2 separate regions of the Homo sapiens genome follow, and region 2 is linked to region 1. A link is an interaction called in ENCODE POLR2A ChIA-PET data of the cell type or tissue named here. Cell type or tissue: Panc1. All regions are shown on one strand.

Evidence for each region. Peaks named below come from ENCODE experiments on the same cell type or tissue, not always from the same donor. Only the 100,000 strongest peaks of a DNase experiment are listed, where the experiment ranks them.
Region 2: POLR2A ChIA-PET joins it to region 1 with 8 read pairs; 2 of 35 experiments call an interaction of 5 or more read pairs at or near these places.

Annotation. Positions count from the first base shown.
Region 1 is chr2:47,429,944-47,432,443 of GRCh38, reverse strand. The region is part of intron 7 of MSH2 (mutS homolog 2); the gene reads right to left. Among named protein-coding and RNA genes, the nearest start is that of MSH2, 28 kb to the right of the region's middle. In Panc1, no CTCF peak of the experiment used is centred here; no DNase peak of the experiment used is centred here; H3K27ac peaks cover 342 bases.
Region 2 is chr2:47,673,673-47,676,172 of GRCh38, reverse strand. It overlaps a transcript of MSH2 not described here. Among named protein-coding and RNA genes, the nearest start is that of KCNK12, 100 kb to the right of the region's middle. In Panc1, no CTCF peak of the experiment used is centred here; no DNase peak of the experiment used is centred here.

The DNA of each region.
Region 1 (2,500 bases):
AATGATCAATAAAAAACAAACAAACAAACAAACAAACAAACAAACAAAGGTTACGGAATCAGAAAAGCACAGCAGTGGAAGACACTCATTCACAGAATGGAGAAATAGAGGCACAAGGGGGATACATGGCTGCCTACACCACACTAAGAGAGTATGAAAACAGCAAAGTATAGACTCATTTTCTTTTTTTTGAGATGGAGAGTTTCGCTCTTGTTGCCCAGAATGGAGTGCAACGGCACGATCTCTGCTCACCGCAACCTCCGCCTCCCGGGTTCAGGCAATTCTCCTGCCTCAGCCTCCCGAATAGCTGGGATTACAGGCATGCGCCACCACGCCCCGCTAATTTTGTATTTTTAGTACAAATGGGGTTTCTCCATATTGGTCAGGCTGGTCTCGAATGCCCGACCTCAGGTGATCTGCCCGTCTCGGTCTCCCAAAGTGCTGGGATTACAGGTGTGAGCCACTGTGCCCAGCCAGTAAAGACTCATTTTCTTTTTCTTTTTTTTTTTTTTTTTTTTGTTGCCCAAGCTGGAGCGCAGTGGTGTGATCTCAGCTCACTGCAACCTCCACCTCCTGGGTTCAAGCGATTCTCCTGCCTCAGCCACCTGAGAAGCTGGGACTACAGGTGCGCACCACCATGTCAGCTAATTTTTTGTATTTTTGGTAGAGACAGGGTTTCACCATGTTAGCCAGAATGGTCTTGATCTCCTAACCTCATGATCCACCTGCCTCGGCCTCCCAAAGTGCTGGGATTACAAACGTACCCGGCCAAGTCTCATTTTCTTTAATTCTGCTTTGTTGGAAGTAAATGCAGGTGCTCTAAGTTTTATCAGTCTAAAGAGAAGCTTTGACTACACTAGGAATACTTTTTATAACACAGTACTTTGAGAAAATAAGCACTTAGCTACCTCTTGCACTAGATAAGGGAAAAGGTTTCTATAAAATTTAAATCTATAATTATCTTATATCTTGTCATCATAAAGTTGTATTTCTTTAAGTCTGTCTACAAAGGAACAACGAAGCTTCCCCATAATATCAAAACGTATGTTTTAATGGTTCTAAGTGATCATGATTAAGTAAAATTTTAAGATGCTTTATGTTAAAAAAATTTTTTTTTAATTACTTTGGACCCCACATTGCCTAAAAATTTTTTAAAAAAGTAAAAAATGCTTTATGTATTAGACATAACAACAATATAATTACTAAAATTACTGGAGAAACATGGTTAAAGTTTAAAACTATGCTTATTAGAGCAACGTGATTTTATCTACCAATATTGTACTAATATGTGTCTTTGCTCACTTTACTCTGGTAACTTCACTTTGAATTCAACTGTTAGAGACCACCAAGACCCTCTATCTTAACTCTCTCTCATAGGTGTGCTGTGTGAGTTAATTCCAACAATTCTATTATTAGCCTGTACTGTTTTGTTAAAGTTCCTGCATGGCAATGACCCCTGATCAAGGCATGAAAAATACTGATTGAATGGTGTTGTTTTGTATTTGTGGGTCAGGGGATATTTAGGTGGTTTATTTATCAGCATTGTTTCATGTGATTGATGAGTTGCACTTGGTCTCAATGAGGCTCTTCCTCTGACCTCCACTGAAGAGGCTAGTTAGAGAACAGGAACATGTCCGCTTGACAAGAAAAATATTAAAAAGTCCAGTGAAGACTCTATTTTGGGCTCCTAGGTTCCAAGGTGTCCTGTGCACACATCCTGCTCTGAGAGAGAAAATGCACCCCACCACAGACTTTACACAACAAAGGAAAACTGGAACTTGCACCCGAACTCTCTGGATGACTTGCTATGACAGCCTTTGACTGTGATGCATATCCTTACCATAATCCTGCTACTGGATTGTATCCTTCTCCTGTAATAAACTGTAGATGCATAACCACTGCCATTCTAGGCCCTGTGAATCTTCCTTGGCAATCAAACCCTTTTTCACTGCCTCTGTCAGTGCAATAGGCCTTAATCACAAACCAGTAACTCTAACATTCATTTCCAAAAAGCAAAAATTTCTAAGCTGTCTCATGTCTCTTGGCTTCTGCCATGAGGCTAAGAGTCAATACAAACCTGTTATTAGAAGTCTGAACATGGCCAGGCTCTGTGGCTCACGCCTGTACTCCCAGCACTTTGGGAGGCCGAGGCAGGTGGGTCACCTGAGATTGGGAGTTCCAGACGAACCTGGCCAACATGGTAAAACTAAAAGTACAAAAATTAGCCGGGCATGGTGGCACATGCCTGTAATCCCAGCCACTCAGGAAGCTGAGGCAGGAGAATCGCTTGAACCCAGGAGGCAGAGGTTGCAGTGAGCTGAGATTGTGCCACTGCACTCTAGCCTTGGCAACGGAGCAAGACTCCTTCTCAAAAAAAAAAAAAAAAGAAATCTGAATGTGTCCTAAGAGTGAGTCACCACCACCAACTTTATGAGGACAGCACATTGCCAAGTATATATTGTATGAGTTGAAGGAAAACAAAAAAACAAAATCACTTGTT
Region 2 (2,500 bases), 240 kb before region 1:
TTCCCACCAGATAGATACTTTCAGTATTCCATAAAGCCTAAATGAAATCTTAACATTCCCCAGGATGAGGCTGTCCTGCGAACTGAAGCCCCAGCCTCTTTACTTTGAGCTGGAATTACATCACCTGTGTAACAACCTTGTTCATTTCATACTCACCTGAAGCTGGCTTGGTGACTAGAATGGCTTCTAGGTAAGGAAAACTTGGAAGCAAATTGATTATTAGAAAAAAATCCAGTTTGCCTTCTAGATAAAATCTTCCCAGGTGTCCTTGGTGGGAAAAGGCTGGGAATGGTGCTCAGGGCAGTGACCTGCAGATCCCTAGGTGGAGAATAGCACCCCCATCCCACCCTCCTTCCTTCTTCCCCATCTGCCCTCACTGCCTCCCTGCAACTGAACAGAACCAGCTACCAGGCATCCTTGGCCAGTGTCCAGAGCACATTGATTGACCTCAGGGAAAAAGCTCTGTCTTTTTTCCCCCAGTCATACACCTACAAAGCCCCAGTGCAAGGCCAGCAGAGTGCATTGAGGTAGTTCACATGAAAACAGTAACACTTGTTTGTTTTGCACTTCAAGGTGCAGAAAATCCTTGGCAGCTGGGCCTGGGGGCCTGGGCAGCTCAGAAGAGTGAAGATGTTCTCTTGACTCTGGGACTGGCTGTTCCAGTGGTTTATGGTCTTGCCTCTCAGATAATTGATATCAGGGAGGCTTCTGAGAAGCAGGAGGGAGGACAGGACATGAACTCCCCTCTGGACAGTTCTGCCATGTGTCCAGCTAGGCTCAGCTGCCGGAGGGGGTTGGGTCTAGTTCCTGGCTCCTCTGGTGCAGAGTGAAGGGAGATGGAAGGGAGGAAGGCGTTGCTCAACAAGGAAGAGCCCAGCTCTGGCCAGGCCTTGGCCAGGTGCTAAGGAAGGAGATGGGCTCCTGCCCTTGCCAGTTCCTTCAGTCTGGTCTGGGATTTGGATGTTTGGGATGACAATCCCATATCTTGAGTACTAGATGTGACAGGTTAAGACTGAGGCTTTAATCATTTTAAGAAATGGGCTTTTCCTGTCTGTGTGGTGATAGAGGGTGACATTTAATAATGTTGAAGGGAACATAGAGGCTCAGCTTTCCTGTGGTGAAGCCAGGCTTGATCCACTGTGAATAAGGCAAGAGAGATTCAAACTGAAACATGGTACATTTAAGTTAAACACAGGGATGAGCTTTCTCCAGGGGCCATTCAAAATAGTCCAGATTCTCCTGGCTTAGAAGGACCAGCACACGTCTCAATGGAATGGTCAAAGTCTTCCTACAATCTGGCCCCACTAACCCTCTGCAATCTGGGCCTCTAAGCCAGGCTCACTTCTTATCCTGCCTCACTCTAGAATGTTCACTGTTCTGGTCCCTGATTCTCTATATCCTACTCATCTGGAGGCTAAGTTATGTGCCCTCTTCCAAGAAGCTCTTTTTTTTTTTTTTTCCAGACAGGGTCTCACTCTGTCACCCAGGCTGGAGTGCAGCAACACAATCATGGCTCACTGCAGCCTCGATCTGCTGGGCTCTGGTGATCCTCGCTCCTCAACCTCCTGAGTAGCTGGGACTGAAAGCGTATACCACCGTGCCTAGCTAACTTTTTTTTAGAATTTTTTTGTAGAGATGGAGTCTCACTATGTTGTCCAGGCTGGTCTTCAAATCCCGGCCTCAAGTGATCCTCCTACCTCAGCCTCCCAGAGAGTTGGGATTACAGGGATGAGCCGTCATGCCTGGCCTCCAAGAAGCTCTTAACAGCAGACACTGTTGGTTATCTGTTAGGCAACCACTCCCCATATCAGTTCAGATGATGTTCAACAATAGTTCAGATGAGAGTAACAACAACAACAACAACACAGCAAACAGTGATGGCATAAACCAACGAGAAATTATGTCCCTTTCTCTCTCAAGAAGTTGGGAGGTTGGCAGTCCGGGGGCTGCTAGAGCACTCCATGGTGCCAGGCGCTCAGGGTCCTTCTAGCTCTGGCATCTGTCATCTTTAGGGTGTGGTCTAAGGTGGTTTTCATGTTCCGTGGAACAAGCCAGATGGAGAGGACATTGAGAAAGGTCAAAGAGGACGAGCTAGCAGCCCTGTAAAGCAGGCTTTGGGAACAGCTCTCAACTACCTCATTGGCTATTGGCTCAAATACCTCATCTCATTGGCTAGAATTTGGTGCCTCACTTCCCCCCCGATGCAAGGGAGGCTGGGAAGTACAATCTGCATCATACAAGAAGCACTGTCAAATAAATAATCCTTGTACAGGTGTGAGTATCCTTGTACAGGTGTGAGTATCCTTGTACAGGTGTGTTATTAATGTGTGTTCCAAAAGCATATGAGATTCCTAGAAATCTATGTTTTAGTACGTACCATCAGTCATAATTCTAATGTTAAATTGTTGTTTGCTACAGAAATAGCCAAATTTCCTCATCAATTGCATGATTATTATTATGAATTTTTATCATATCTTTAACCATGAGCATTTAAAATCTT